Regions from separate parts of the Mus musculus genome. Here all the other regions are linked to region 3. A link is a loop called in an ENCODE intact Hi-C map of the cell type or tissue named here. Cell type or tissue: heart. All regions are shown on one strand. Region 1 holds the start of Tm4sf4 (transmembrane 4 superfamily member 4). Region 2 has its middle 98 kb from the start of Tm4sf1. Region 3 overlaps Nbea (neurobeachin). Region 4 has its middle 55 kb from the start of Gm32237.

Region 1 (8,000 bases), 1.4 Mb before region 3:
CTTAACCGCTGAGCCATCTAGGGGAATGCCAAAGAGTGAGTATAGATGTAATCATCTGCATTTAGGCAAGTGAGAAGTCAGGTTAACAAAAACCACCAGCAAGGCAATAGTGTAACTGTTGGAACTTCTTCTAGACCACCTCTGTCTACAATGTTAATTTCATATATAATGTAAACGGCCTAGCTAAAAGAAAGATATAGAAGAAATTAACAATGTATTTTGTTTAATTTTACATATTTAGCATGTTATCACTTCAGCATGATATCAGTATAAAATATATGCCTTTTTCATATAAGTTCTTTGGAATATGGTCATATTTTGTGTAGATTAGGCACTTCCCATGTGAATATGGTCATATTTTGTGTACATTAGGCAATTCCCACATTTTCTGTAGTCACACTTGGCTATCATATTGAATAATCTTTATCTAGGTCATTTGAAATTTTTGGTAGTAAAAGGTTTTAAAATTCATGGATCTGGTGTTCATTGAATTTGTGGCAATGCTTTCTCTCAAGAAAGAAGGGAATGTGATAGATAGAGGAATGCAGTCATTCTTAAGTGAATAAGTTCTGCTTTATATCACTATATGATGTATCTGGAAAAATGGGGCACTGGGTTACAGGTTCAGAAAGCTACAGGTGGTATATTATATTTTTGATTTCCAGTTTGAAATAACCCATGTAAAATAAATAAAACAAACACTTTAATTTTCATAATCCTACAGAATAGGTGAATCACATAAAGAAAGGTGCACTTTACAATATGTTGCTATAATTTATATCACACAAATATGTCTTTAAAAGTTGGTAAGTATACTGTCACTATATAACTATTAATAAATATATGATATTTTTAATTCTTTTATTGTTTTGATATAAGGTCTTACTATATAGACTAGGCTGGCCTAGAACTCACAGAGACACACCTACAGCTGCCTCCCTCAAGTGCTAGATTAAAGGTCTGTGCCACCATGCCTAGCCAGATATGATCTGACCTAAACCAGTATGGGTTGAGTCCTATTTATCATAAATTTTCATGCTAAAACTTCTTTTATTCAAATGGAATTTACTGAGATGAAATTAGTTATGTTAGGGTAGCCACTCCCAAACTGATAATATTTAAAGTGGATAGTCTTGGGACTTGGGACAGCTTCCAAATGTCACCACCTCTTGAGAGCAGCACTGCCTGCCAGATTTTGGAGTCCAGCATGGAAACACTCCCTGGCATTTGTACTGCAGGATTCTCTATCTCCCTGAAAGCGATAAATAGAACAGAGGAACACTAATGCTCACATGACCACAGATGGGTATGAGCCACAGGGGCAGGATCTGGATCTAAATCCTGGCTCCTCCCACCTGACCTCGAGAAGTTAAACATTCTTTCTCGTTTCCTCTTCTGTATAATGAGGTTCAATTATAATTAATAATTATAATCAATAATAATTAATGAGTAAGAGAGCCTATTCAGTAGTGACAAGTGACCCCTCTACAAGAGCCAGATATCCCTCAGGGTTAAAGCAGTGTGAGCTACTAAATAATGCCCAGCATACCATTTACTGACAAGCACCAGGGATCTTTTGTGCTTATTATAGGAAAACTTCTGTGACACTATAACACACTCAATATATTAGGATTAGTACATACTTTATTATTATTGTTCTATAATATTTTAACTGTTGTACCCTTACCTTCCTTTCTACAAGTGCAAAATGCAAAAATCTAGGGAGAAAAGCAAAAGTAAACAGATTTCTTCTGAGATGCTCGGTCCAGAAACCCATTCTACAGCCAAATGCTCTACTGCTGATCTACTTCCTCCCAATCACATTTTATCCACACCCCTAAACATGCATGTCCACATTGTGTGCTGTCGAAGCTTTCCTTGAAACAGATGATAAGAAACTTCTGAAAGTCAATACCTTTTAAGTCACCCTGCCAACTTTATGACTCCCCCTACCCCAAATCATGGTCCAGTGATAATTGTGCCCAGATCTGTCATTACTCAGACTGTATCTTTGGCAATCTTTTCTATGCTGCAGCGTATGGGACAGAACACATGGGAAGGACAATGGAGCTGGAAGGGGAGGAAAGTGTGTGACCTAGGGATATAGTATTTACACTGTGGGGCAATGGCTATGTGTTAGGGATATACCTCTGGTGGCCACAGCCCTTCCTACTTGACAATCATTCTAAGAGACCTATAGAGGCTACCTGAAGTTAGTTCTCTCCTTCTCCCTCCTTCCTTCCCAATCCTAGTCTCCGGAACACTGGGATTATAGTGTAGAGCAAGCTCAACTGGTTTTCTCTGAAAATAGTAGTATATTGTATTTTTTGCTTTGCCTTTGCTTGAGAAAGCTATGGGACTACAATCAGAAACGTAGTGTACAGACTGGCATTCCTCACTTGTAAAATGAGTTACTTGTGTAACTTAAGGGACTTTTGTGAGGATTGAGCCTGAGAAAGTCTAGAAATTCCCCAACACCTCCCTTTGAACTCCTTGCGCAGTCAGCTGACAAGCATTTATCTCGGGTTTGTATATCCTTGATACCAGCACACTTGCCTGAGACTTCTCTTCCTTCTCCTTACAATACTGTTGTGACCCCTTCTCTGATTCTGGTAAGGTCTTTCCACAGTTAGCACTTGTCATTGCCAGAACCCATATTACAGCAGGGGAATTGACTTTTCTATTTTGTTTTGCCTTTGTTTCAAATATTTGGCATGCTGGGGATTAAACCTAATGGCCTATACATGGCATGCAAGCATTTCACTGCTGGGCGTCCTTCCTATCTAAAGAAGATGCTTTTTAAAGACTGAGAACAATAAAGAAATGTAGATTCATACTAAACTCTTACTTAATGATAATGCATCCTTTAAAAGCATTGCCTTTTAAAAAGATTTACTCTAATATTTTTACTTATTCACTTTACATCTCATTCACTTCCCCCCTCCTGGTCACTCCCTCCCACAATCCTTCCCCCACCCCCATTCACTTGTCCTCTGAATGGGTAGGACCCCTTGGGTATCCCCCTACTCTCAACAAATCAAGTGTCTGCTAGGCTACGCTCTTCCTCTCCCACTGAGGCCAGATAAGTCCTCCCAGATAGAAGAACGTATACACATACAGGCAACAGCTTTTGGGATAGCCCTTGTTCCAGTTGTTCTGGGACCCACATGAAGACCAAGCTGCACATCAGCTATCTGTGTGGGGAGGCCTAGGTTCAGCTTGTGTATGTTCTTTGGTTGGTGCTCAGATTCTGAGAGCCCCAAGAGTCCAGGTTAGTTGACTCTGTTGGTCTTCCTGTGGAGTTCCTTTCCCCTTCGGGGCCTGCAGTCCTTCCTCCCTTCTATTCTTCCATAATGCCTTTCTTAAATGTTCTTCAATCTGGCTGCCCCTGTAAGGGATAAAGAGCTAGATATTCTGGATCTGCCTGTAGGGAGCAGTGGTTAGCTGAGTACAAGAAGTGTTCACTCACTTAACTGCACAGAGTTGCCTTATGATGGCGACACCAAGATCTTTCTTCAAAATGTCAACCACGTTGCCCTGCCTGGGGTGGGGATGTATGGATTTATTACTTGATGTCTGCCTTGCCCCCGCTGTCTCCTTATCAATCTACTTTCCATCCCATTATTAAAGACACTTAACTTTGAGTCAAGTACAAGGTTTCTAAACAACCCTTTCCTAAAATGAACGAGTTGATAAAATTAATTAGTTGTCTCATTGGGCCCTGGGTGATGAGCACTTCTCAAAGATTAAAGAGAGTACAGGGGGCAGTGACCAAACAGACAAGGCATGGGAAAAAGAGTTAATGACCTAAAAACAAACGCAGGTCAGGGCTTCAAAGGCCACCCTGAAAGGTACTCGTTCTTCCTCTTTTCCTGGCTCATTTCAGCCTAATTAATCTGAGAGTTCAGACCTTTGGGCTGAGTGAGACTAAGCCTCTCTCTGTATCCCTCCCTCTCACAGGAGCCTGTGGGGGGGTTAGATATGAGAGAGAGAGAGAGAGACAGAGACAGAGACAGAGACAGAGAGATAAAGAGACAGAGACCATCAGATTCATTTTCTCAGGCTTCACAATGAAACTGTGAAGTGGATGGTTTTAAGGATGTTTACAGTTCACAGGTTCACGTTATCTCCACAAGGCTCCTGCCTTCCAATTCCTGCTTTTCTATTATTGAAGGACAGGAATGGTGGTGCAAGCTCAGTTAACATTTGGGGAATGTGCTAGAAAAACATAACAATGCCAGTGGGGGTGGGGGAGACGGCCACTCTGGCTTCTGCTGTGTTTGCTCACAGATCTTTCTACTGGCAGAGTTTCTCAGAGCTGCACAGATAACTGGGGCAGTGTCTACTTGTAAGGAAATGCCTTGAGCATTTACAAAACTCAGATAGGTACCAGTGTAGTGCTTTAATGATGCAGCTGTGTGTGTGTGTGTGTGTGTGTGTTTGACAAAAATGTCTATTAATGATCTCACTTGGTGTTCCAGAGCCTCTAAACAACTATAAAGTCCAAGCCTTTAACTATAAACATGGTCTTGGAGGGAAATAAGAACACTACCAGGTTCCACAAAGCATCCAGTATGGAACCCTAGAGCTTAGCCATGACAGCACAGGCCATACCAACATAGCATAGGCCATGGTTGTGCCGGGAGGCTAGTGATGCCAAGTTAACTTCTTATTTGATAAGAAGTAAGAAGTATATCCTGGAGGCCTCAGGAACCCTGGTAGATGATATATATTGACCAGACCAAATATTTTAGAACATGTTTGCTCAACTGTGCTGGGGACAAATGAATTTCTTGCTGTACTCTGCATTTAAATCTAATGAAATTAAAGTTTTGTATAATACTTTGGACATGGTTTCACTTCTGCCTGTGGTTATAGCAAAATCTAGGAACACAGAAGCAAGCCTGCCCTGCTACTGGCCTGTTGTGTACCAGCTGACCATTGGCCATTATCTCACTCTCCTCAAGGTCAGAAGTGCAAAGACAGATTTTAAAGACAGGTATGGTTTTTATTTATTTTCATCCATATTCCTTAATTGGTATTGTTTTCCAAATTGTTACCTCCCATTTATTTGACAAATTATAAATGCTCTAATGGGAAAAAAGATGTATACAGCACTTCCTTTTCCTTAGAGTCAATATGAAAATATGATCAAATGTGTAGAACATGTGGCACATAACTATATCAAATGCACCATTGCTACTTCTTACACTCTTTGCAAATGATGATTTTTGAATGCTGAAATGACCATTTTCAGTACTTATGATGGTTTTCTAGAAGGTGAATATTCTATGTACGATGTGATGTCACATGAGAAACTACAGTGTCCATAAAATACACCACGCACAGCGGCCTTTCATGTGTACATACCTCTTTCTGGACTAAATCAACAAATGATGGTGAGAAAGAAATGTCAAGGGGGCTCTGCTTCAGGATGGGTAGATAGACTTTCAAGAATTCAACGTGGGCTTGGGAGTCTCCACGATGGGAGCACGAATCCTGGGAAGCTGGAACAGCTGCATCCCTTGCTCTTCATGAAACCCAGGCTCTACCTCCATTGTATTTTTGCCTTATCATATGCCCAAATGCTTGATAGTTTTTAATCCAACTCTTTCATTAATTTGTATTGCAACTTTGAAAGAAAAACTGACATCATTGCAAACATGAACAGAGTGTCATTAAATGTTGGTCATCAAATGCCCTTTGTGTTCCGAGAGCTTTAGGTTGCTTTCCCTTTGTTACAAAGGAAGTTTGAAGGTTTAGAAACAGCAAAGACTTATCCCCATCAAAATAAGGATTTCTTTCCTTCATAAAATGAAAACAACTGGAGGATAAGTAAAAGAAAACATTCTTTGTTGTTTCGATACGTGTATCTTTATACCAGGGTTTGGTCCATATCTAGGGAATTCTGATCCAGTCCAACTTGCTTATCTTACACTTGGTGTCTTGCCCAGCTGCAGAAATGGGACCTGACCCACATTCCAGCATTCCTCCTGCCCCTCTGGGAACATTAATACCTCCCTAGTCTCTGCTTCACCAACTAAAAGATGGATGGCCGCATGAAAAAGGAGAGGAGATTGAAATCCCAAGGTTGATTCTGAATGGCAGTGGGAAATACAGAGCCTCCATAAAGAGTGACCTTTGCTGTGCTAAAGAAGGGGGCTTAGTTAGCTTTTAGGGAGGGGGAAGATACCATCTTTTATTGTGCCCCAGTATCCTTCAATGGTGATGCAATTGAGGGCTGGAAGAAGGACATGGCTTGTTCAAGTTCTCATGTCTTCTTAGTGGCAAAGGGAAACCTGTGGCTCCATCTTTGCCTTCCTTCTGGGGCCTCACTCTGGTTTTAAAACTCTGGCATCTCAGTGTACTGGTAAAAAATGGATCTACACCTTTATGAAGGCTGTAGAATATATTTATTCTTATTATTCCGTATCAGTGAGAATTAGAGCTTAATCCTGTACCAGATGGCCCAGGAGTCTTGGCTGGGGCTGATTACTTGTTTGGCACACCCATGCTGCCCAGAACAAGCGGGCAGTGAACCCCAGAGATTCTGTCAGCTGATCCCAGAACGACTCACCGCAAATCGCTTCCCACAGCCCTCATTGCCACAGCATCCGCAGCAGTCGTTGTTCTGCAGGCCCAAGAACACAAGCGCAGGGAAGATCATCTGCCGGCAAGAAAAGTGCTTAGACGGTCTGGGGTGAAGGGAAACCCACACTTTTTCTTGCCAGTGAAGACCTCAGGTCTCAGGGGCTTAAGTGGGGCAGGCAAGACCTAACAGCCGATGGCTCATGGCAGCTTTTAGTACAGGGATTCCATTTGGTCAACTTCTGTGAGGAGATTTTAAGAGTAGATAGGCTGAGTTTTTCGTTTACAGGGTGGGTTTAGGGCAAGGATATATTTATACTCAGTGTATAAAAAGCAAGGCCTCCACTACTACAAGCTGGAGGTCCCACGCGTATTTGGAAACAAGGAGATGAAGAAGCCGTGAATTCCTGAATGAAAGCTTACTTACAGCTTCTGTGTCCCTTCATTCTAAGTCAATCCATTTGTATAAAGCACTGTGTTCTGTTTTTAGTTCTTATTGCCACAATTGACTAGAGTAAAATAATCAAGTGGCTATTAGCTTGGTTCTCTGGGCTCAGATGTCTTAGGGTGACTCCAGCCCAAACTTGGGGATGAACCACTTAGTAAACCAAGCTGTCCCCAGCCGCGAATAGAAAGGGGAAGTATATTAGGGCACTACTTTTCATCGCATATAGGTTGTAAGCTTCAAAATGGCATCTCCTGCAATAAGGACAGACGAGGATTTGCCTTCGTGGGAATGTTAAGGTTTCTCTACTCACCAAGACTCCACTTCCCAATATTCCTCCGAAGTACCAGACCTCATCCGAAAGGTGGCTTTTGTCGTTCACCACTTTTCCTCCAGGAAAGAACAACAGGATATTTGCCAGGAGGCCAAACACAGCCAGGGGAATGAGGGTGCCCCCCAGGCACCTGGCACAGCCCCCAGTACACATGCTGGGGGGTCACAGGAAAGCACAGAGATCAAAGGCTCGTCGCCACCAGCTTGACGGTTCTCCTCAGGGATTGCAGCAGCACGTTCCAGTGGCTGTACCGGGGTCAATAAGAAAAGTGGGACCAAATATCAGAGTTCTTTGAACCTTGGAGACACTTCACTTCTCAACTACGGCAGGCCTTCAGTGGCAATGGATATTTATATCCCTGACTCTATGTCTCTCTCTCTCTCTTTTTTTTCCAACCCCATAAATGAGATTACGTTTTGTGCGATCGTTCAATTGTTTTGCCATGGAGACCAATAACCTCTGTTAATAATCCACCAGCACAGACAAGACATTCAAGTTGTTGCAATTGAAGAGAAGGCTGGGACAAGCAGTGCTCAGCACTGCCCCTTTAATTTCATAATGTCTCTGCCCAAATAAAGAAGTATTCCCTGGGCATTATATACATCACTCTCATAACCCACTAATATCCTGATT
Region 2 (8,000 bases), 1.2 Mb before region 3:
TTAAGGGAGTTATTTATTTTATTCTTATAGTCCTCCATCATCATCATGAAAAGTGACTTTAGATCCATATCTTGCTTTTCTGGTGTGATGGGTATACTAGACTTGCCATGGTGGGAGAGTTTGTTTCTGATGATGCCAAGTAACCTTGGTTTCAGTTGCTTCTTATGCTTGCCTCCTGCTATCTGATTATCTGAAGTGCTTGCTGCCCTCAATATATCTGATTAGAGCCTGTCCTTACTGTAATCCTGGTTCAGTCAGAACTCCGCAGAGTCCAGCAATCTCTGTTATCCTGTGATTCTGGGATCCTGTGAACCTGAGACTCAGTGTCAGAGTTCTTGGCAGTCAAGCTTCCTCTGAGACCCTGATATCCTGGTGTGACCAAACTCCTGGGATCCTGGAATCTTAAGATCCTGGGCATATTAGGGCATCTGGAAGTGGTACCTCCTCTGGGTACTGTGGGGCTGTCTGTTGTGTTAGAATCCAAGGTAGACCTGTACAGACCAGAAGAAACCTGAGCCGCTGGGCAGGCAGGGCTCCTGTGTCCCTGCTCCTGCTGGCCCCAGGCACTTCCAGTTCTGTTATGACAGATGTTGCATTCCACTTACCTGTGATCTTAAGATCCTGGGCATGCTAGGTCGTCTGGGGCATGGAGAGTCCTCTGGGGACTGTGGGACTGTCCTCCAAGTTCACGCCCAAGGTGGCCCAGAGCTGGCACTGCCTTTTATAATTAATTCAGAAACTTTTTCTATATAGGTTTTAAAATTTTCTAATTTGTTTATGTGTTAACAATTTATTCTAATATATTATTTTCCTTTTGCACAATTATTCCAGTATGAGAATGAATGAAGGGTAAAATAACTAAAGTATAGTTAATTTTAGGGTCTAATCGCTCCACATAGGTTTCTCATATTCTCTGGGCTATTTTCTTTTCCGCTTCAGCTGTTAATTTCCCTGCACTGTTTACATTTAAATCACCTTCCAGGTTTTGAATCAAATTACTTAACTTTTGAGTAATTAATCTAATAGGAGGGTATCACCAGTTAGTATTTCCCAATAACTTTAAAAAAATCTCTAATAGTTTGTAATTTATCTCTTCTGATCTGATTGTTTTGTTGAAATTGTTTGTGGACTCAGCTTAAATCCTAAATAGTTTATAGAATTTTCTTTCTGTATTTTTTCAGGTGCAATCTGTAGCACTCAGTAAGGTAACAACCTTTCTTGTTTCAGTGTACATTTTTTCCTAACAAAATATCACCCATGTAATGGTAAATAATACACTGAGGAAATCATTTACAAATTATTTTTAGTGGTTGTTTCACAAGATATTGACTCTGGGTAGATAGAAGGTAAAGGAATTCAAAGCTGTGAGGAACTCATAGGCTGAATTACTCTATTTACAGCTCTTAAATCTGTTAACACTCTCCATTGTCCAGATTTCTTTTTTATTTCAAATACAGGAGAATTTCAAGGACTAGTAGACTCCTCAATATGTCCAATTGTTCTTGCACCAGATGCTCAAGTGACTGTAATTTTTCTTTTGTTAAGGGCTACTGCTCTGCCTCTATATAGGCATATTGGTTAGCCATTTTAAAAGCAAGGCTATTGGCATATTATTAGCAGTGGCCTCTAGTCTAAATTTGCAAAGCCAATTCATGTTTTGTTCTGTCTATTGACAACCTATATAACCTATAATTATCCTTGATAATTTTTGTAATAACTTTTTCAGGACTATAAACCATTTAAAACACCATTTCATGGGCTGTTTCTGAAATTGAAGGAATATTAATTTGAGTTCCCTATTATTCTAATAAACCCCTTCCCCATAGGTTTATGGTTATGTCAGCCACATACAATTTTAACTTTTCTACTTGGCCTTCTGGCCTTAAACATTTAATCCAAACAACACTGCTTCACATGAGATGTGTTCCAAAATCTATAAACTGAGTGGAGACATCTCGAAATGGCCAATTTTGATTCCACGGTTTTTCAGAAATTATAAACACAGTAACCCCAGTGTCCATCAAACCTTTAATTTCAACATCATTTACCATTAACCTTAATTTTGGTCTTTCATTAATAATGATAGTTTGCCAAAATACTTTCCTCCCAGTACTTCTAAATCTTCTTGTCATATTTATTGAAGCTGCTTTACCTTTGTGATATGGAAGTAATGATAATTGAGCAGTCCTATCACTTGGCTATAGTTGTATAGTTTTCTTAACATAAGCCATGATTTAGTTTCACATTGATAATCTTCATCTATTAGTTCTGCCTGTACAATAAACCTGAGAGCTGTGAAACTACTTCCCAAAATATCCCTACTGGTTCTGTACAAAGACCATACACACCACTAGCTATTTTATAACAATTAATTTGTGGAGACAGTGTAAGATGTTTACCCACTGCTGAGTCAAAAGCAGCACTATCTGTAGCAGTAATACCATGCACTAAATCTCTAATACTGACTTTATGTTCTCTAGCCTTCTTTGTGAGCTATTTTGTTACTGACAGGATGTTGTTGGCTCATGTTGTTTGCTCTTGGGTGCTGAGTTGGGCTCTCTGAGTTGTGGTATCCTCTGGTAAAAATTTGCCTTAGACATCTCCTACTGATTGGCAGTCATTAGCCCAATGTCTGGCTTTTCCACATTTATTCCAAATTCTTGCTGTTATATTTTGATTATTTTGAAATGAGTCATTTCCTTTAGTATGCAAATTTTTACATTCTTTTTTCAAAATGTTCAAACTTCCAAAGTTAAGGCATCATGTTTTCTGAGAGTTAAGACCGTTACCTAAGGCTTGTCAAGTTAAAGTTGTATTATATGCAGCTGATATACAATATCAGCATCAGCTTTATTCCGTTAATCTAGATTGGCAAGTTGAATTTTTAATGATAGTTATTTGCATGTTCAAAAGCCAAAGATTCAAGTAGCACCTTTCTTATATCTGGATCTGCTATTGTTCTTCGCACTGCTGAAGTTAAGCTTTGCAGTAAGTCAGTGTAAGCACCTCCCGGACTTGTGATAATTTTACCAAAAGATGTAGTCATTTTTCCTGGTCCTCAACTCTATCCTATGCCCTTAAAGGCACAAAAAAAATCCCTTGTGCTATAGTGGTATCCTCAAGTTGTACCTATATGTCAGTCAGCAAATTGACCTTCACTTAAAAAACGATCCTATTATAAATATTCCTTTAGCCTGATTACATTGTTCTGTGGCCATTGATTCCTCTCTCCACCATGTAAGCCATTGTAATTGAGGACCAACTTCTAATATAGCTGTCATTAAATCCTTCCACTCTGTGGTATAATTCTATTCTGCATAGCCCGATTGTTTATTATCTGTCTCACAATGCATCTTTTAATCACCTTAAATCTGTCCCATCTATAGGTTTCCAATCAATCTGAACATAACCTTGAGGATGCTATCTGCGTGAATCTAATGCTTTGTTACTGAAAACACTTAAGGTGTTATTTTAAGACCCAGGCAATAATTCCTCCATGCTGGCACAAGGTGGCAGCAAAGATCTATGATTAAACACATCTCTTTTTTAATGAAAGGGCTCAGCTTGGTGTAACTCTTGTCCAAACACTGTTTTTGTTTTTGTCTTTTATACCTTCCCTCTTGTTTCAGGAAGTAACTTTTTCCTCCTCCATATCCTTTCTCTTGTTTTGGGAATAAACTCCTTTGTCTCAAGAGCTTTTCTACTTGTCTATTTAATATCTGAAGTTGTGCAGTAAATTCAAGGTCTTTTTCTAGGTCAATCTCATCTGCAGGAGGGGAAGGAAATTCCTCTCCTTACTTGTATCACTTCCAGTTTCTTCTGAGGTACCTTCTCATTTGTTGACAGATTAATCTGCTGTACATTGAATCTCTATATTTCTGACTTTTCATACTGTAATGGTTCTAAGACATTTGAAATTAAAGTACATAACAACTAAATATTTGTAGATATTTCATCCCCTTCTGGTGGGCCTATCTTAAAGACTTTAGCACTTGAATCCAGAAAAAATAAAATTTTATTTATTTTATTTTATTTTATTTATTATTCTTCAATAATTTATTCACTTTGCATCCCTAACATGGGAGAAGCTGGGACAGGATCCTTCTGGTTGCCATCTGCACCTAGAGTTAAGGCTGTTCCGCAGTCCTCTGTACACGGGGCCTTCCAGGAGAGAGCTGGTCTCCCAGGAGAGCTCTCACTCCTGGGCTCAGAGGTGAGATCTCCATTTTCTCTCCAATAACCGTCCAAAGCAGGACTGGCCAGGAGCACACAGGGCACAGGAACAGTGTAACAGCTGGGACAGGATTTTTCCGGTTGCAGTCTACAAACAGGAGCTAAAGCTGTTCCACAATCCTTGGTACACAGGTCCCACCAAAAGAGCTGGTCTCCCAGGAGTGCTGATGCAGACTTACAGGCCCACAGGAGGGACAAGCTCTAGCCAGAAACAGCAAGACCAACTAACACCAGAGATAATCAGATGGGAAAGCACAATAAACCAGAAAGGCAAGCACAAGAATGTTACCAACAGAAACCAAAGCTACTAGGCATCGTCAGAACCCAGTTCTCCCACCACAGCAAGTCCTGGATGCCCATACACACTGGAAAAGCAAAATTTGGATTTAAAATCAAATTTCATGATGCTGATAGAGGACTTTAAGAAGGACATAAATAACCCCCTTAAAGAAATACAGGAGAACACAGGTAAACAGGTAGAAGCCCTTAAACAGGAAACACAAAAATCCCTTAAAGAATTACAGGAAAACACAACCAAATTGGTGAAGAAATTGAATAAAATCATCCAGGATCTAAAAATGGAAGTAGAAACAACAAAGAATCCACAAAGGGAGACAACTCTGGAGATAGAAAACCTAAGAAAGAGATCAGGAGTCATAGATGCAAGCATCACGAACAGAATAAAAGAGATAGAAGAGAGAATCTCAGGTGCAGAAGATACCATAGAAAACATTGACACAACCGTCAAAGAAAATGCAAAATGCAAAAAGCTTCTAACCAAAAACATCCAGGTAACCCAGAACACAATGAGAAGACCAAACCTAAGGATGATAGGTATAGAAGAGAAAGAAGATTCTCAACTCAAAAGGCCAGGAAATATCTTCAACAAAATTATAGAAGAAAATTTCCCTAACCTAAAGAAAGACATGCCCATAAATATACAAGAAGCCTATCAGATCACCATGGACTAAGACTTCTGTAGCAACAATAACAATAGAAAACCCACATACACATGGAAGCTGAACAACAGTATACTCAATGATAACTTGATCAAGGAAAAAGTAGAGAAAGAAATTAAAGAATTTTTACACTAGCATTTTGATTGCACACTTGAAAGCTCTAGAACAAAAAGAAGCAAATAGCCAGGCGTAGTGGCGCATGCCTTTAATTCCAGCACTTGGGAGGCAGTGGCAGGCAGATTTCTGAGTTCGGGGCCAGTCTGGTCTACAAAGTGAGTTCCAGGGCAGCCAGAGCTATACAGAGAAACCCTGTCTCAAAACAAAACAAAACAAAACAAAACAAAAACAAAAACAAAAACAAAAACAAAAACAAACAAACAAACAAACAAAACAAAAAAACAAAACAACAAAAAAAGCAAATATACCAAAGAGAAGTAGACAGCAGGAAATAATCAAACTCAGGGATGAAATCAACCAAGTAGGAAAAAAAAAAGAAAGAAAGAAAAAAAATAACTATACAAAGAATCAACCAAGGCAGGAGCTGGTTCTTTGAGAAAATCAACAAGATAGATAAACCCTTAGTCAGGCTAACCTGAGAGCACAGAGACAGTATACAAATCATCAAAATTAGAAATGAAAAGGGAGACATAATAGAAGATGAGGAAATCCAAAAAAAATCACCAGATCCTACGACAAAAGCATATACTCAACAGAACTGGAAAATCTGGATGAAATGGACAATTTTCTAGATAGATACCCAGTACCAAATTAAATTAGAAACAAATAAATGATTTAAACAGTTCCATAACCCTTAAAGAAATGAAAGCAGTCATTCGTTGTATCCCCCGCTCCCCAAAAAAGTCCAGGACCAGATGGGTTTAGTGCAGCATTCTATCAGACCTTCAAAGAAGACCTAATACCAATATTCTTTAAACTATTCCACAAAGTAGAAACAGATGGAACACTACCCAATTCATTCTGATACCTAAACCACACAAAGACCCAACAAAGAAACAGAACTTTACACCAATTTCCCTTCTGAATATCGATGCAAAATACTCAATAAAATTCTTGAAAACCAAATCCAAGAACATATCAACACGATCATACAACATGATCGATTAGGCTTCATCCCAGGGATGCAAGGATGGTTCAATATATGGAAATGCATCAACATAATCCACTATATAAACAAACTCAAAGAAAAAAAAAACCACATGATCATTTAATTAGATGTTGAGAAAGCATTTGACAAAATCCAACACCCCTTCATGATAAAAGTCTTGGAAAGATCAGGAATTCAAGGTTCATACATAAACATAATAAGAGCAATATACAGCAAACTAGTAGCCAACATTAAACTAAATGGTGAGAAACTGGAAGCAATCCCACTAAAATCAGGGACTAGACAAGGCTACCCACTCTCTCCCTAGCTATTCAATATAGTACTTGAAGTTCTAGCCAGAGCAATTAGACAACAAAAGGAGATCAAAGGAATACAAATTTCGAAGGGAAGAAGTCAAAATATCACTATTTGCAGATGATATGATAGTAAACTTATGTGACCCCAAAAGTTCCACCAGAGAACTACTAAACCCAATAAACAACTTCAGCAAAGTGGCTGGATATAAAATTAACTCAAACAAATCAGTGGCCTTTCTCTACACAAAGGATAAACAGGCTGGTAAAGAAATTATGGAAACAACACCCTTCACAATAGTCATAAATAATATAAAATACCTTGGGGTGACACTAACTAAGCAAGTGAAAAATCTGTATGACAAGAACTAGAAGTCTCTGAGGAAAGAAATTTAAAAAGATATCAGAAGATGGAAAGATCTCTCATGTTCATGGATTGGCAAGATCAACATAGTAAAAATGGCCATCTTGCTGAATCAGTCTACAGATTCAATGTAACCCAATTCAATGAAACTTATAGAGGAGAAAGTGTGGAAGAACCTCGAAGATATGGGCACAGGGGGAAAATTCCTGAATAGAACAGCAATGGCTTGTGCTGTAAGATCAAGAATCGACAAATGGGACCTCATAAAATTGCAAAGCTTCTGCAAGGCAAAGGACACTGTCAAGAAGACAAAATGGCAACAAAAAGTTTGTGAAAAATCTTTACTAATCCTACATCTGATAGAGGGCTAATATCCAATATATACAAAGGATTCAAGAAGTTAGACTCCAGAGAAATAAATATCCCTATCAAAAAATGGGGCACAGAGCTAAACAAAAATTCTCAACTGAGGATTATGAAATGGCCAAGAAGCACCTAAAGAAATGTTCAATAAACTTAGGCATCAAGGAAATGCAAATCAAAACTACCCTGAAATCCACCTCACACCAGTTAAAATGGCTAAGACCAAAACTTCAGGTGACTGCTGATGCTGGCAAGAATGTGGAGAAAGAGGAACACTCCTTCATTGCTGGTGGGATTCCAAGCTGTTACTACCACTCTGAAAATCAGTTTGGCAGGTCCTCAGGAAATTGGAAATAGCACTACCTGAGGAACCAGCTATACCACTCCTGGGCATATACCAAAAAGATTCTCCAACATATAACAAAGACACATGCTTCACTATGTTCATAGCAGCCTTATTTATAATAGCCAGAAGCTGGAAAGAACCCAGATGTCCCTCAACAGAGGAATAGATACAGAAAATAGTACTCAGTGCAGTACTATTCAGCAATTTAAAATGATGAATTCATGAAATTCTTAGCCAAATGGATGGAACTGGAAAATATAATCCTGTGAGATAACCCAATCACAAAAGAACACACATGGTATGCACTTACTGATGA
Region 3 (8,000 bases):
ATATGCCTCACATAAAGTCAGTAAAATCTTCAGGGACCTCTTTGAATCTTAAACTGCGATTAAAAGGTTTATACCTATATTCATCTCTCTCTATTTATACACATTATTTCCTTCCCTCTTTTAAAATCTCACGTAGGTTCTTAATGACAGTTTACTATGTTTTATTGCTTAATAGAGGCATGCATTTATGCCTATCTCCAGAACATTAATTAAGTAAATTGATGCTAGAAATGTAGCTCCACTTACCAACTGTTTTCCATTCTGCAAGCATCAGGCAGTGTAGTGTGTGGGCACATAACTGCTTCTTCACAGATACGTGCTGGAGGCAGCTCCTAAGCACATCCGTGTAACTCGTGAAACCTTTCAGCTTTCACACAGGAACCCTGTGATCTTTATAGCAGGTTTATGGATATGCACTACCATGACTGTCCTCAGTGTCACATGATAGAGCAAAGCTTTACATAGACAACAGTAAAATCAGTGGTGCTTTGAAGCAAATTCTGTTTTCTGCAAAATGTGACTTGCTCTCTTGTGCTTGAGAAAGGTTTGAAAACTCTATCAGAGGGGAACATGGTCTGATGTTTTCCCTGCAAGTATGCAACTATTTTGAGTATCATCATATTTATAACAACAACGACCTGGAGTCTTATATTTTGGGCTTTGGGGAAAAATAGGTATAGAAACCCCTTTTAGGTATATACCAGCCACTGTTTTTTTGGTATATGTTATCTCAAGAGATTTTTTATCTCACATGGCAGCTCTATGTAGTCAGTCATGTTTAGAGTACACTGTTAAAAAAGCATTCTGAGACTATTTAGTTTAACATTGTTCATTTTTAAGAATGGGTATAGATGATTTTAACCAGTATTTATCACTGAAGTAATAATAGAGCAATGTCTTATTTCAAGTCGATATATTTTTGGTCTATATACCTCATTTATTTATGTAAATTTTCTGTCCTCTGTTTAGTCTGGAAAAAAAAAAGGAAAGAGAGTGTGTCTCTTCTTTCTGGATGTCATGATGCTCTCCATCTTAGAAGCCGTCCTCCCTGTGTCTAACCTCGCTCTTCCCACTGTGCTCTTCACCTTAGCACTCTGCATAGCCAGTCTCAAAATTAACACTGATTCCTTTTCTTTCTTCTTCTTCTTCTTCTTTTTTTTTTTTTTTGAAAAAAAAAAAGAAAAGAATTTAAGAGTCAAAAGATAGGGGAAAGGGTTGAGAAATTCCACCTTTTAGGCCATGCAATCAAGAGCTTCCAACAACTACAGGCGACTGTACTTGGGCTGATGACTTTTTTGTATTGATTTTGAGTTGAACTGTGTTTTTAAAAGAGTGTTCAGAGTTTAGCATTAGCTCTAAGTGGAGTTCATCTCTACTGAAATTTTGTGCATGTAGACAGACAGACAGACAGATAGCGAGCTAGCTGTAATGATGAGACAAGTATGGTTAAACCTGGGCTACATGAGCAACCACATTGACTATCTATATTTGACGGAGTTATCCATTCTGTCACATAATGACTCCTGATATGTATCAGCTCTTGGTGCTAAGCATGGACAATAACCAAAATGTCTGGTTTTGCTTGAGGGTTTTAAGCCTACATTCTAGTCAAAATTAGAAATATAAGTTTTAGATTTCTTTTCTGTATGAGGCATAGGTTTGTTAACAGTTACTGACTTTTTTAATTAGCATGACACAAAACATCAAATATTTATAATTCAAAACACAGAGGTCTTAAAATTGCATACTGAAAGCATATTTCAAACAGAGCAAATTTTATATTAGCTAACTATTCTTTTCTTCTATATATAAGGTGTCTGGCTTTTGTCTTTATCCAAAGTAAGTAAAATTTGAGGTATATAGACTTCAGAGTTTAAGGACATATGTAATTTTAGAAAGTTCTTTTGTGAGGGATATTTCTTTTGACTTAAAATTATTCAAAACCTTTGACAGATTCTTTACTAAAGCTATATTATGCAGTTGTTTTTAATTTCTTCTCTAAACAAAGTTCAAATTGTTCATCTTTCAGATCTTGACAGAGCAAGTCTGTACTCAAGTTGTGCATAAACCACACCCGGAGCCAGACTCCACAGTCAAAATCCAGAATCCAAGTAAGCAGAAGCCGCTCCTCCCGCGGCGCGGCAGCGCGGCCGTTACACGGTGACATGTGGGACCAAACCAGAGCCTCTCGTGACTGCGTTCCTTCTGGTGGCCCCACTTTAGGACAGGGACAGCTCCACTCGGAGCCAAGTATTGAGTTGAAAATTAGTGAATGTGGTGCTACGTCTTGGTGACATTTTAAAATTTTAATTCAGAATTTGTTTGTATATAGTGATTCTTAAGGTGGTGGCAACTTTGTTAAAGAACTCAACACCAAGTGCAGAATTGATGGAAGTCCGTCGGCTGTTTTTATCCGACATGATTAAGCTTTTCAGTAACAGCCGTGAAAATAGAAGGTAAAAAACAGTCTGATTTTTATTCTAGATTAATATTTTTTATGTTCTTGATTTTCCATAACTTTCGAATGAAAAATTCAAATAATTTGTTAAATTCTCTTAAATCATTTTAAAAAGGCTTGCGTTTCTTAGAAGCAATTTATTTCATCCTACTTTATCAGTTGTATATGCTTTTATTTAGTTGTCCTAGTACACACACACACACACACACACACACACACACACACACACACACACACACACATATGAATATACAGATGAACACTTTTGTACTTATGCTGTAGCCACTATCTCTCACATCTCCCTATCAGCAACAGTGCCTTTAATTCTCATTATGTTGGGTGTGTCCATATTCACTGATGTTGTCCTGCCATGCATTTAAGATATCCTAGCTCAGACATGATGTACAGCCTGAGTCCTTGAATATGTGTCTGGTCATTTCCTAAGTTTCTAACGCATTTTTGTATTGTGTGTGAAGCATTTTGGTGCCCACACTAGCACAGTTGGGTTGGGGGTGCTGTAGAGCCAGTCGAGAGCACCGTGAGTGTTAGCAGTGAATTATTACTGCGAACACGCAGAAGCTAAAGCTGTCTCTCGACAGGAGAGGTAGGGAGGGATTTGATTTATAATTCAAGTTCTCTAAGAAAGAAAGAAATTGATAGAGGTTATAGAATGCAGAATACAGAGAATAATCGTGTACTTGGCTTATATTTTCATCACTTTAAGTTTCAAAGTAGTAAATTATAATTTTGATAATTTTAATGAGGTCTTTTTCATTTTCTTTTTAGATGCTTACTGCAATGTTCAGTGTGGCAGGACTGGATGTTTTCTCTTGGCTATATCAATCCAAAAAGTTCTGAGGAACAGAAGATTACTGAGATGGTCTACAACATTTTCCGGATTCTTTTGTATCATGCAATAAAATATGAATGGGGAGGCTGGAGAGTCTGGGTGGACACACTCTCAATAGCCCATTCCAAGGTAAGGGGATTTGGCTTCTTCTGTCATTGAAGTTTCAGCCAGGAAGTAAATGGCTATAAACTCTCATCTGGTGCCACCTAGTGGACATTCTCAGTCATGGCTCCTTCCTTGATCCTAATTTTGACTTTGTCCTTTCTTTGCCCTTTGGTGAGCCTGAAGGTGGTTTAAGATCACTTAACTTACTCGGAGGCAAAGGCAGGTGGATTTCTGAGTTTGAGGACAGCCTTATCTACACAAAGTGAGTTCCAGGACAGCCAGGGCTATACAGAGAAACCCTGTCTCAAAAAACAAACAAACAAACAAACAAACAAACAAAAAAACCTTATGAAGTCTGTAAATTATGAATTTTGTTTTAATAGCACTTTAAGTAAGTGTGTCTGTTTGTGTGTGTGTGTCGGGGGCAGGAGGAGGTGTTCGTGTGTAGGTGTGTGAGTGCATGCAAGCACTTGCTGAGTCTGGGAGCCAGAAGATAGTTTTCAGGAGTTGGTTCTCTGCTTACAGTTACAGGTTCCAGGGATTGAACTCTGGTCTTTCGGCTTGGAGGCAACGCCTTTCCTTAATGAGCCATTTCATGTCCTCTCAATTGGAAAATTTACTATATATGTTTGTAGCCAGCATGAGAACCAGTTGCTTTTTAACTGAACCATATTCAATTCTTACAAGCATATTTCATGAAATAGTAGCTGAATAGTACTTTTAAAGATGTTTTTGAAGTAATCAGATTTCTTTTCATTCTAAAATAAGTAATAAATACATTCAAAAGGGGCTTGGTTGACTTGAATTTGGATCCCCATCGTGGCTGCACACACTTTGTTCGCCCCAAGTGCTGGAGAGCCCGATGGGTAGATCCCAAGGACTCTCAAGCCAGCCGGTCTGTCTAGCCAAAACCATAGAGCCCAGGTCAGTACAAAACGCTGTGTCAAAAATGAGTTGCCACATGAAATTGAGGAAGGCATCTCAGTGTCAGTGACCATGATAGATACATAGTTTTCTTGATTCCGTGTTTGTTTAGTTCTGCCTGGCTGGAATTTGCTGTGTACACTAACATTTAAGACTGGTTTCACTCACAGAGGTCTGTCTGCTTCTGGCTTCCTAGTATTGGCATTAAAGGCATGCACCTTAAAGTAATATTTTTAATTGTGTTGTTGTAGTTAGTGCTCTATTGCTATGAAGATACACCATGACCAAGGCAACACTTATAAAATAAAGCATTTAATTTGAGGCTTGCTTACAGTTTCAGAGGTGAGTTCATTGTCATGGAGGGGAGCATGGTGGCAAGCAGGCAGGCATGGTGCTGGAGGAGGAGCTGAGAGCTACATCCCGATCCATAGGCTTTAGCACTGGGCCTGTTATGGGCTTTGGAAACGTCAAAGCCCTCTCCCAGTGTCACACTTTCGTCAACAAGGCCACACCTCCTGATCCTTTTAATCTGTTTCAAATACTCCTTGGTGACTAAGCATTCAAATATATGTCCCCATAGGGACCATTCTTATTCAAACCAATACATATAAAGCATGTTTTAACATTTCATTTAACATTTTTAACACTTAAATGTTAAAACATATTTTAACAGTGAACACTTAATTCTAAATTATGTTTCTCCATATTAAATTTTAAATACCATTTATCTTTGGCAAGGAGAGTAGTTGATGTATGTGCATGTTATGTTCTACTGATTCAAAGCTGTGGCTCTTCTACCTGTAACATCACAGAAGAGCCATGAACATACAGAATTAGGTTGTTCGTTTATGTTGCAATTAAGTTTTGCGATTTAGAAAGTTCATATAGTTATTTTAATAGGAATTAGAAAAATTATTTTAGAGACCAAATAATATATATTTTAGGCTTTCTGGTCTGCCTCTGATGAAGCTGCTTGACTCATTTGTGTAGTGTGAGAGCAGACAGAGAGGAAAGTATCACAAAAAAATTATTTATCAGAATAGATGACAAGCAGATTATGGCCATGGGTAACAGTTGCCAGGTCCCGTGACTGAGGAGATTTTTCTGTAGGAAACAGATTTCATATGATGGCACTCTTTAAGAAAGGTCAACCAAAATAGCTTGTTAATGTAAATTAATTTTGTGTGCCTATAAGGAGAGATTTTTTTAATATTAGAAAAATTTAGAAGAATTTATGCCTGTTATAGTCCTACATTTTTCAACATACACACCTTGTATTTGCCATTGCTTTAGTAAGTTTTAATGTAACAATGAAAAAGACATTGCAAGTTCTTGTACAGAACATATTGCGCTGTTTCTAATTCAGTCACCCGTTTGCACTTAAAACTGATGCAGTGCCTTAACAATGTCTGGTGAGAATACTGTCATTGTAATAGTAGTTTTAATGTTGAATATTATCATCTGACTAGTCCTTAAGCCTAAACAGTGTTCACAGATGATATATCATATGATATTGGGTAGCATTGGAATATTTAACCTCTACAAAGGAGCTTTGAAATTGCAGTTACACATGTGGATAGAGACAAGTCAAGAAACAGTGTATCACTGTATTTCATCATTGTTTCCAATTACGTAATAAAACTGAATCTTTTATTATTTAATCAAACTAAATCTTAAAATTCCTAATACCATTTAGCTTATATCATGGTAACTTTATTGCTCTTATTTCTCCCTTTCCCTTGGCACATGCATGGCACCTCAGTGTCCTCTTCACTTATTTCCTAGGTTACTTACGAAGCACACAAAGAGTACCTGGCCAAAATGTATGAGGAGTACCAGCGACAAGAGGAGGAGAACATTAAGAAAGGAAAGAAAGGAAATGTGAGCACCATCTCTGGTCTCTCATCACAGACAGCAGGAGCAAAAGGAGGAATGGAAATCCGGGAGATAGAAGACCTTTCCCAAAGCCAGAGCCCAGAGAGTGAGACAGACTACCCAGTCAGCACAGATACACGAGACTTGCTCATGTCAACCAAAGTATCAGATGATATTCTTGGAAGTTCAGATAGGCCTGGCAGTGGAGTGCACGTAGAAGTGCATGATCTTCTAGTTGACATAAAAGCAGAGAAAGTGGAAGCCACAGAAGTAAAGCTTGATGATATGGACTTGTCACCAGAGACATTGGTGGGTGGAGAGAATGGTGCCCTTGTGGAAGTGGAGTCCTTGTTGGATAATGTGTATAGTGCTGCTGTAGAGAAACTCCAGAACAATGTGCATGGAAGTGTGGGTATCATTAAAAAAAACGAAGAGAAAGACAACGGCCCGTTGATCACGCTAGCAGATGAGAAGGAGGAGCTTCCAAACAGTAGCACACCCTTCCTCTTTGATAAAATACCCAGACAGGAAGAGAAATTACTTCCAGAACTTTCTAGCAATCACATCATCCCAAATATTCAGGATACCCAAGTACATCTTGGTGTCAGTGATGATCTTGGGTTGCTTGCTCACATGACTGCGAGTGTAGAGTTAACGTGCACATCAAGCATAATGGAAGAGAAAGACTTCAGAATTCATACGACGTCAGATGGAGTGAGCAGTGTCTCTGAACGAGAGTTAGCATCGTCAACTAAGGGGTTAGACTATGCGGAAATGACTGCCACAACTTTGGAAACAGAGTCTTCCAATAGCAAAGCTGTACCAAATGTTGATGCAGGAAGTATAATTTCAGACACTGAGCGATCTGATGATGGCAAAGAATCGGGAAAGGAAATCCGAAAAATCCAGACCACTGCTACAACACAAGTAAGCCCTCCTCTGGGAGTTCTGGAAGTAATCACAGAGAGCTGTTGGCTGCAAAGTGGTCCTTAGGATGGTGCTACACTTAAACCTGTGTAACGTAGGACTTACAGGACTGAGAGACGTGGCGTATATACATACACACATACATACATACATATTATATATATATATATATACACACATACACACACACACACACATATATGTGAAATTCAAGTGATCTGAATTATATTCCCAATTCTGCCACATTTCTCTAATTTTACTCCACCTCTGGCCTAGATCCTTCTGTCATATTAGACATTGCAGTAAATTAAAATAGGACCATTAAGGTCTTGGCCGTGCTTACAGTTATAACTGACTACATTTCCACCTCTGTTCTTGAGGTATTCATGCTAACCTTGTGCTCCGGGCCCGTCTCGTTCTGGGGATTATAGAAGAGCTCCAGCTCAAACAAATGCATGAATGAGCGGGGGTTGTTATCTGTCAAATGCCGACCGAGCTCTCAGCATTGGGGTAGATTTTTCACTTTCAACCCTCACAGTACCCTTTGAGTCAGGTAATGTAGCTGAGAAAATTTGGGATTATTACCAATGAGCTTTTTCTAAAGCAAATACGGGATAGAATTTATTAAATTTTGAAAAGGAAGCTGCTTAGACAAATGTTATTGCTTCGGTTTAGGCCATTGTAGTAAAGCTGTAAGTATAAGAACTATATCTTCTAGGACAAATTTGAGTTATGGGTACTTAATTTTTAGACTAACTAAAGTAATACTTTGTGATTAAGTGTTAATGAGATTTTTGACCCTTGAGGACTTGAGTTTTGTTAGCCCTATGAACTCTTTGCCTGTCCTTTTAATCTCATTGA
Region 4 (8,000 bases), 750 kb before region 3:
TCTCACATCCACAGCCTGTTGATTATTTTACAAAGTGGGGGTAAATGAAATCACAAAGCCTCACCTTGCACCAGGATCTGATTTCTTATTCATGAAGACTGAAAGTCTTTCACAGTTAGAGCACATTCTTTGCATTTTTCTTTAAGCCCACCTTAGAGAAAATCCTACGGAGAAAAATATCTGAGAAAGGCAGAAGTCACCAGTGCTATGTGCTTTATATTAAATAAAATCAGAGTACTTATTTAAAAGGAATTAGAGGTAGAAGAATGGAGTCTTGGGTTTCCCATCTCTATCATCCCACATCTGCCCCACCATCATTTCATGATGACGAACAGTGGTCCTCCTGACACATCCATAGGGAAAGAAAGGAACAGTAACACAGAAAATAATTGCCACACAGCACACATATCTCTCGGCTGCCCTCAGGATATAAAATGCAGCAGGGTGTCTTTTGTTATGTTGGCCGAGGGAAAACAATTATTTAGAACCACGCTCTTTATCAATATCCCTGAAGCAGAATGCAAAATGAATAATGGGTAAATGGATGTCACTTTTGACAATGCACCTCTAAAAATAAAAGCAAAGGACAAATATCCATCTTGAGTTTGGTTCAGGTTTTTTTTCTGGACAATGGCTGAACAGATGTCAATGGCTAGACAGATGTCAATGGCTAGACAGATGTCAGTGTAGTTGTTACTCCTACAAATATCAAAGAAGGAAGGCTTCATGGGGACAATGTGGCCTCACCTTTGTAAAGGCCAGTGGCTCTCTAAAAGCCCAGGGTGCCTTATCTGGCCTCTCCAGTCCTCTTAGATGGAGGTCTCTCTACCAGGTTTGCTACATGAATTTTTCAAGACTGTTCCCATGCTTGGAACTCTTAGACCTCGGTGTGGTTGACAGGGGCAGATCTTTCATCCCTGCAGTGCAAGAAGCTAAATTCATCATTTTTAATTGACAAGACATTTCTGAATTTCAGCAAAGCAAACAGGGGAACAACTAAAAGTCACTGAAAAAGCTGCCGGGAAAGGTCGGTTTCTCAAAAGGGCATTGTGTTCCACAGGAAGCCCAAGTGAAACGGGCACATTTCAGGATGTGTATTCCTTTATGCAGACATGCCTTGTTACCCACGTCACCTGTGCATCATGGAAATGACATTTTCACTGGTAATTACAATTTTTTCTCTCAGAAACAGAGGAAATGATCACGTGAGAGAAATGGACCCAAAGGCTCTGTATCCTAAGAGCTCCAGGTTTTCTCCTCTTCACATGGTAATGAATACCCCAAATATAGGATTACAGAAGAGAAATTAAAAAAAAATCTATGGGATTTTGAAGGTTCCAAAGTCTAAGTGCTTTAACACTGGAGACTGGGCTATCAAAGTAAGCACTGGCAGAAGAAAAGGGAGAAACACACACACACACACACACACACACACACACACACACACACACCTTCTGGAGCTGCCCAAGCATAGATGCTCTTCTGAGTAGCAAAAGGACATTAAGGAAGTAGGGGTGATTTGCATATGTGGCGCTCCTGATGAAACATGCAGGAAAACAGAGACAGAGCTATAGGTTCAGTGCAATACAAGTGGCATATAAATGAGGAAATTACATCAAGAACTCAGTAATCCTTGGTTTTTAAAGATTTGTTTCTTACTTATGAGCATGTATGTGTTTCTGGGGAAAGAGAGTATCCACAGAGGACAAAAGAAGACATTGGATCCCCTTGGATCTGTGGTGACAGAAGGGGTTGTGAGTTGTTTAGTGTGGGTGCTAGAACCAAATTCTGGTCCTTTCCAAAAACAGTATGTACTCTTAATGGTTAATCTTCTTAACCCCATCTTATCTTTATTCAATGAGAGAAAAAAACGTAACCATGTTACAGTATTAATCTGAACTAAGCCTCTTCAGAGAGAGCTAATCACACATTCTTCCTTATTTTAACCGTATCAGTATGGAACAACTCCTCCCGAGTGGCTTCTTGTGCTTTGCTAAGGAGTGTGTGCCCTATATGTTTTGATGTTCAGCACGGAGTGCTTATTTAAGCCTATAAATAGTTCCAGGCTCAGATTACGACTTTCAGGGAAAGATCAGATGGACTCTTGCCTCCAACCTCTTTTGGGGATCATCTCCCAAATTTCTGTGAAGACAAGGCTGCTTTTAATGTTAAAACTATTCCAGGAACTTCTGTAGCAGAATGGGTTCTAGGAAAGCAGAAGATGCTGGTCCCCTAACAAAAGAGAGTTAAAAAATAGCTAGGTCCCCTACAGCAGACAATCTTTGCTCAGCTTTCATTTCAATTTAGAACTTGGATGTATGGGAGGAAGCCACACAATTCTAACATTTTTATCGATTTTTAAAATAGCTCTGGTCCACAGGCCAGCCCCCAGGGACAGACAGAGGCAAAGAATATGCACTTGAAAGCAGGAGTATCAGGTCTTCCTGGGCTCCTCACATCATGAGTTATGTCCCAGAAAGAATCACAGAGAGAATTGTGGAGCGAGAACCTGATTCTTTCTCCTGTAAACCTGCAAGGCTTCAGGGCACGGGGTGGGTAGAGGCTCTTCTCATTGATAACCCAAGCCACATGTGTCATTGCTGCATGATTACTCTGTCCTCTTTGCTAACAGCAAGAATCCTGTTAGATGCACTCAATAGAAAAAAGATTAGTACATTAGGTCTGTTACACTCAGTTCTGGATACAGATGGACTCTAAATTCCCCCAGTACACCCATTTACCCCAAGCAAGGAGTATGTGGGCATTACCTGTGCTTTCTTTGGGAGAAAAAGAAAAAGAAAACCCAGTTCTGGGATGGGCACTCACTGTTTTCTGTGATAAGACTTTCATAGTTCATGAAGGCCTGTCCTCTGACTATGAGGGTAAGCCATCTGTCTGCGAAGCCTCTTGTTAAGGTTTGAAATAAATCATTAAGACCGTGAATGAACCAAGGCAGGATGCATATCCTGTATCAGATCTACCGTGTTTGTTTTAGGTGTTGTCAGAGAAGCTGAAGGGAGGGAGTGAATAGGGCAGCTTTTACCCACTCAACTTCCTCGGTTAAATAGTAGAAATTGCCTATGATCAATCACCTGATGCAGCATGTCTTCTCTTTCTTGAGATTTGGGAGTCTAAACGGAACCAATCTTAGAGGTTCTGAATTTAAATGACTGAGCTCAGGTGTAACTTTCAAAAGTGTATGTTAGGATTTGTGTGGCTTTGTGGTCATGTACCAGAGTTTTTAGAAGATAGGGTTGAACCAGGGTCACAGTTGCAGACCAGCAGGGGGCAGATGGAAGCCAGCTGCCAAGTCAGAGATGTCAGACTGCTTGCCATGTGGACCAGTGACAGGAGGCAGACAGCCCAGACAGAAATAGCTGCCATTTATCAGCATGTCGTCATACCACTTCAGCAGGAAGCCACCGTACTTCATTTCCTCTAGACCAGGTCACCAGGGTGAGCCTGAATGCTACCAGGAAACCATGTAGATTCCTAGAAACCCGAGGGAACCAATAAAACAGAGCATTTGTTCTGAGTAAAAACCAAGGGATGTAAAAGAGCTTTTCCATAAAAAAAGATGTCTGGAGTAGTGTGGTCAGGCTTCCTACAGCATGTGACTGAAGCCATCGGCTGTCCATGTCTAGCCAAAGGGGACCATGTCCTGGAAACATTTATTTATGTATCATTCTGCCTCAGCACAGAAAACTCTCTGTAAAGGGGGCGTGGCAATTTAAATGAGTGCCCCTTGATAGGCTCATGTGTTTGAACGTTTGCTCTCCAGCCAGTGGTGATATTTTGAAAGACTGTGTGAACTTAGGAGGTGGAAGGAGGGAATTATGAGAGATAGGATTTCAGACTTTCCAGCCTGGCCCTATTCCCTGTCTACTTTCTGTCTCTTGACTGTGGATGGAACTGCCAGGACCTTACACGCTTGCCACAGGTCTTTCCCACCTTTATGGTCTATATCTTGAAAGCTATGAACCCAAACAAACTGTTCTTCTAGCAAATAATTTGTCATGCATTTTGTTACAGCACCAAGCATGTGCAATGCTCCTATACATGTTTTGCAAAATATGCCAGAGTCTATATCTCTCAAATTTCTCTTTTTCTATTTTTATGACTCTATAGAAAATGTCCAGGAGTTTTGATATCCTTTGTCTCCTTTTTACCCCTAATTCCAGACTTCAGATTGCCCTTCTTTTTTTCAGAGCAATGCAATATTCCATGATGTAAGAACATCTACTTGCTTGGCCTTCCACACTTCTTTCTTGCTTTTGTCACACTTGTAAGTGCCTGTAGTCAGTCAAGTATTTTATTTAGTTTACTTTATGTTTCTATGACAGGTATTCCAGAGACTGGGTAACTTATAGGGAAAATATATCTACTTAGCTCATGTTTCTGCAATATGTGATGTTCAAGATGAAGGGGATGCATCTAGTGAGGACTTTTGAATATATTGTTCATGTTCAAAGATAGAAGGGAGATAGATGATAGACAGACATGATACAGAGGGAGACGGAGAGAAACAGTGAGACAGAAAGAAAAGGGGGAGAGGCATGGAGTGGGGAGAGGGAGTAAGAAGGAATCACATTTGCCTCATAACAAACTAATTATTCAGAGTTCTCATGACTACCCACTCCTTTCAATGCTGCTGCCTTGGAGATAGAATATTCATCTTATGAAGTAAAAAGAACAATTCAAATCAGATGGGGTATATCTTGGGGTCTGGTCCAGATATGGTCCAGATCTTGGGGTAGATAATAAGCTACAAAGAAACTGAAAGATATGGAAATGAGAAACTAGGGTACAACGATTTAAATTATACGTTCAAGTTTGTTCACTCAAAATAAACAGATGATTCCAGACACTCTGGAACCACCTCGGGAAAGTCTGGGGAACAGACTGAGAAAACCAAAGAAGGTTTCCAGCAGCATATCTATGAGTGTCACAGAAATGATGGACTCCAAGTAAATTGCATTTTTGAATCCAAGTGTGTTTTACAGCACCCAGATTTGTCATGCCATTCATTTGTCTTAACCATTGGACATCTGCATGCAAAAGTCCAGGGCACATAGCCAAGTGTGGGTATGTTCTCAGGAAGTCTGAAATTTGTACAAAAATGTTTCATGGAAGCTACATTATTGACAGAAAGTCAAGATGTTGCTTAATGGAAAATAGATCAAGGGTGCAACACACATCTTCCCAGGATGGCTGGTGACTAAGCAATTTGTCTTTGCTATTACTGTGGCTGAAAAGCACAAAACATGTTTCATGAGTTATGTTAACATATAACTTTTGAAATACTTTTGTCTTAACTCTCCCAAATCATCTTTTACATCTTATCTTCATTCTTCCCTTCTTCTGGATCAAGGAGGATTGGAGGAGGAAAATCACACACACAGAGACCAAAGGACTTGCTTTTGGAGTTCACAGCTATAGCGTTCTATGTATCTAAGAGGTTCTGGCAAAGAATGTATTGGTTTAATTTGTATGGATGAATGGGTGTTTTGCCTGCATGCATGTAAGTGCACCTCTGGTACGCAGTGCCTGTGGAGGCTAGAAAAGGACACTGATCCCCTGGAACTGGAGTTAAAGGTTGTTGTGTGCTTCTATGTGGGTGATGGGGACTGAACCCATGTCTACTACAAGAGAAGTAAGTGCTCTTAAGCACTGAGCCAGCTCTCCAGTCCCGAATATTATCTTTCCTTGACTATTTTGCAAAGTATTTACTATGTCTTGTTTACCAAACACACACACACATACAGGCACACACACACATACAGGCATACATAAATATATACACACATATACACACATGCTCACATACAAACACACATACCCATACAGACACATGTATACACATACATACACTCACAGATATACATACATATACATACAGGTCCACAAATGCACACACACACACATACAAATATGCATACAGGAACACACAAACATAAACACATTCAGGCATTCAAAATACATGTAGGAATACAGAAAAGAAATGCAACAACTGTGCTATGGCTCAATGAAGTAAAATTAATGTTGGGAAACTCCTGAACAGACTTTCCAGAAAGTATCATCCAGAATAATATAGCACTTGGTGACATCTATCTCTTGTTTGTTCATTTATTTTTCAGTATTTGGGGTATTTTAGGCTTTTAAAAAATAATTATACACACACACACACACACACACACACACACACACACACACACACACACACACACACATATGAATGGATACACGGTAGTGGTCCTCAAACACACCAGAAGAGGGCATCAGATCCCATTACAGATGACTGTGAACCACCATGTGGTTGCTGGGAATTGACCTCAGAATCTCTGGAAGAGCAGTCAATGCTCTTAACCACTGAGCCATCTCTACAGCTCTGACATCTATCTCTTAACCTCTCTGTGACACCCATTGCCAGTTTCCAAGTTTCAGGTCCTCAGAGTCTCCTCAGTGAGGCCTATGATGACAAAATTAATAAATATTAATTAATTCATCCATTCAAAAAGCTGTGATAGCAATGAATTACGACTATTGTGGTGAAGGTGGTGGCTGGCAAGTAAGAAGCACCTCAGTGTATATGTGCATGGATGCAAGAATGGATGGCTAAACAGTGCTGGAGGGAAGGTGAATTCATCAGAATGGAGGGGCAGTCCAGTCTACCTGAGCCTTTCATTGGCATAAGCAACCCTGCTCTACCTTAAGCCCAGAGAAAAAGGAGTCTAAGCCTTAAACCTCTAACCTCTGAGGTACCACACTGTGGACTCTGGAATCAGAGTTTTGAATTTTATCATATGCCTGTCACCAGCTGTGAGACCAAGTCTGCAGTCTTGCAGACCCAGGAGCTTGTGCCAGCCAGGTTTTGGTGGTTTTGGGTGGTTTCATTGTTGTTGATTTGTCAATTTGACAGAATCTAGGGTTGTCTGGAAGAAGGAATCATCTTAACAGAGAAAAAAATGGCTCCACAGGATAGCCCTGTGGGTAAGCCTGTTGGGTGTTTTCTTGTTTGATTTGTTCTTGATATGGAAATGCCCGGCCCACTGAGGACAGGGCTGCCCCTGGGGAGGAAAACAAGCTAAGCAAGCCCGTAGCACTATACCTGCATGGCCCCTGCATCAGTCCCTGCCTCAAGCCCACCCTGACTTCCCTGGATGATGGATGACATTCTGGGAGAGGAAATAAACTCTTTCCTCTCCGTATTGCTTTTGATCCTGGTGTTCATCACAGCAATAGAAAACAAAGAAAGATGGTCCCTCTCTGCAAGAAACTGTTTATCCTGCTTTAGAGCTGATGGAATTCTAGGCTAGTGAGATTGTGGGTCTGTAGATCACTTCTGGGTGTTAAGAGCTGAGTACTACCCTCTGACATTTACATCATAGATCACTGTAAAAATCAACCTTACTACAACAGGAACTCATGGGAAAATAATTCAAGTTTGAATTGCTATCAAATATTTGAAATCAGATGGATTAGAAAATAAAATTCAGTCTGGGGTCCTAGTTTGGTGGTACACAGGAGGCCTTGATTTAGATCCCTAGCACATCAAAAGTAAATGAAAATAAAATAAAATGATTTTGTCATGTGAATGAAGTGTGTAAGAGGCATGAAGCTATAACAGGAAATAATAAATCAGAAACCTGATGTATGCATTTGCAATCTTCATGACCTTGAGCATTGACTTAATTATCTGAGTTAATCAAGTGGCATCTGTGTCCAAAATCGTCTAGCACATTTGGTTTCTTTGGATCATTCATCATTTAAAAACATGTAGGCTGAGATTTCCAGCAGGACAAAACACTGAGACATCACCTTCCTAACTTCCCTTGAACAGAGAGAGGTTCTAGACACAGTGGGGCAGTCTTCCTACACAGCACTCACTGGGTAGAGCTGACTCAGGGCCTCCGTTGAACTTCTGATCCTCTTCCCTCCATTTCTCAAGGACTGGGATTGTAGGTATTTACCATTACGGGCAGTATATACAGGGCTGGGAC

The links. A loop is a pair of places that touch in the nucleus more often than their neighbours do. Peaks named below come from ENCODE experiments on the same cell type or tissue, not always from the same donor. Only the 100,000 strongest peaks of a DNase experiment are listed, where the experiment ranks them.
Region 1: a loop joins it to region 3, with 3 times the contacts of the local background. A loop is called at or near these places in 2 of 42 quality-filtered maps.
Region 2: a loop joins it to region 3, with 10 times the contacts of the local background. A loop is called at or near these places in 38 of 42 quality-filtered maps.
Region 4: a loop joins it to region 3, with 10 times the contacts of the local background. A loop is called at or near these places in 8 of 42 quality-filtered maps.

What each region holds. Positions count from the first base shown.
Region 1 is chr3:57,425,135-57,433,134 of GRCm38, reverse strand. It overlaps Tm4sf4 (transmembrane 4 superfamily member 4), which reads right to left and starts at 7,725. Exons shown (of 5, transcript NM_145539.2): 1 at 7,347-7,725; 2 at 6,578-6,667. The coding sequence starts at 7,520. In heart, a CTCF peak has its summit at 3,422; DNase peaks (open chromatin) are centred at 1,204 and 4,214; H3K27ac peaks cover 2,321 bases.
Region 2 is chr3:57,199,796-57,207,795 of GRCm38, reverse strand. No RefSeq gene overlaps it. Among named protein-coding and RNA genes, the nearest start is that of Tm4sf1, 98 kb to the left of the region's middle. In heart, CTCF peaks have their summits at 3,301 and 3,504 (motif pointing right); no DNase peak of the experiment used is centred here.
Region 3 is chr3:56,003,673-56,011,672 of GRCm38, reverse strand. It overlaps Nbea (neurobeachin), which reads left to right. Exons shown (of 58, transcript NM_030595.1): 19 at 2,030-2,111; 20 at 2,333-2,456; 21 at 3,245-3,437; 22 at 6,123-7,139. All of the region lies in intron 6 of Gm31914 (a long non-coding RNA gene), which reads right to left. Among named protein-coding and RNA genes, the nearest start is that of Gm22784, 51 kb to the right of the region's middle. In heart, a CTCF peak has its summit at 3,525 (motif pointing left); no DNase peak of the experiment used is centred here; H3K27ac peaks cover 344 bases.
Region 4 is chr3:56,749,194-56,757,193 of GRCm38, reverse strand. No RefSeq gene overlaps it. Among named protein-coding and RNA genes, the nearest start is that of Gm32237, 55 kb to the right of the region's middle. In heart, a CTCF peak has its summit at 3,286 (motif pointing right); a DNase peak (open chromatin) is centred at 3,363; H3K27ac peaks cover 373 bases.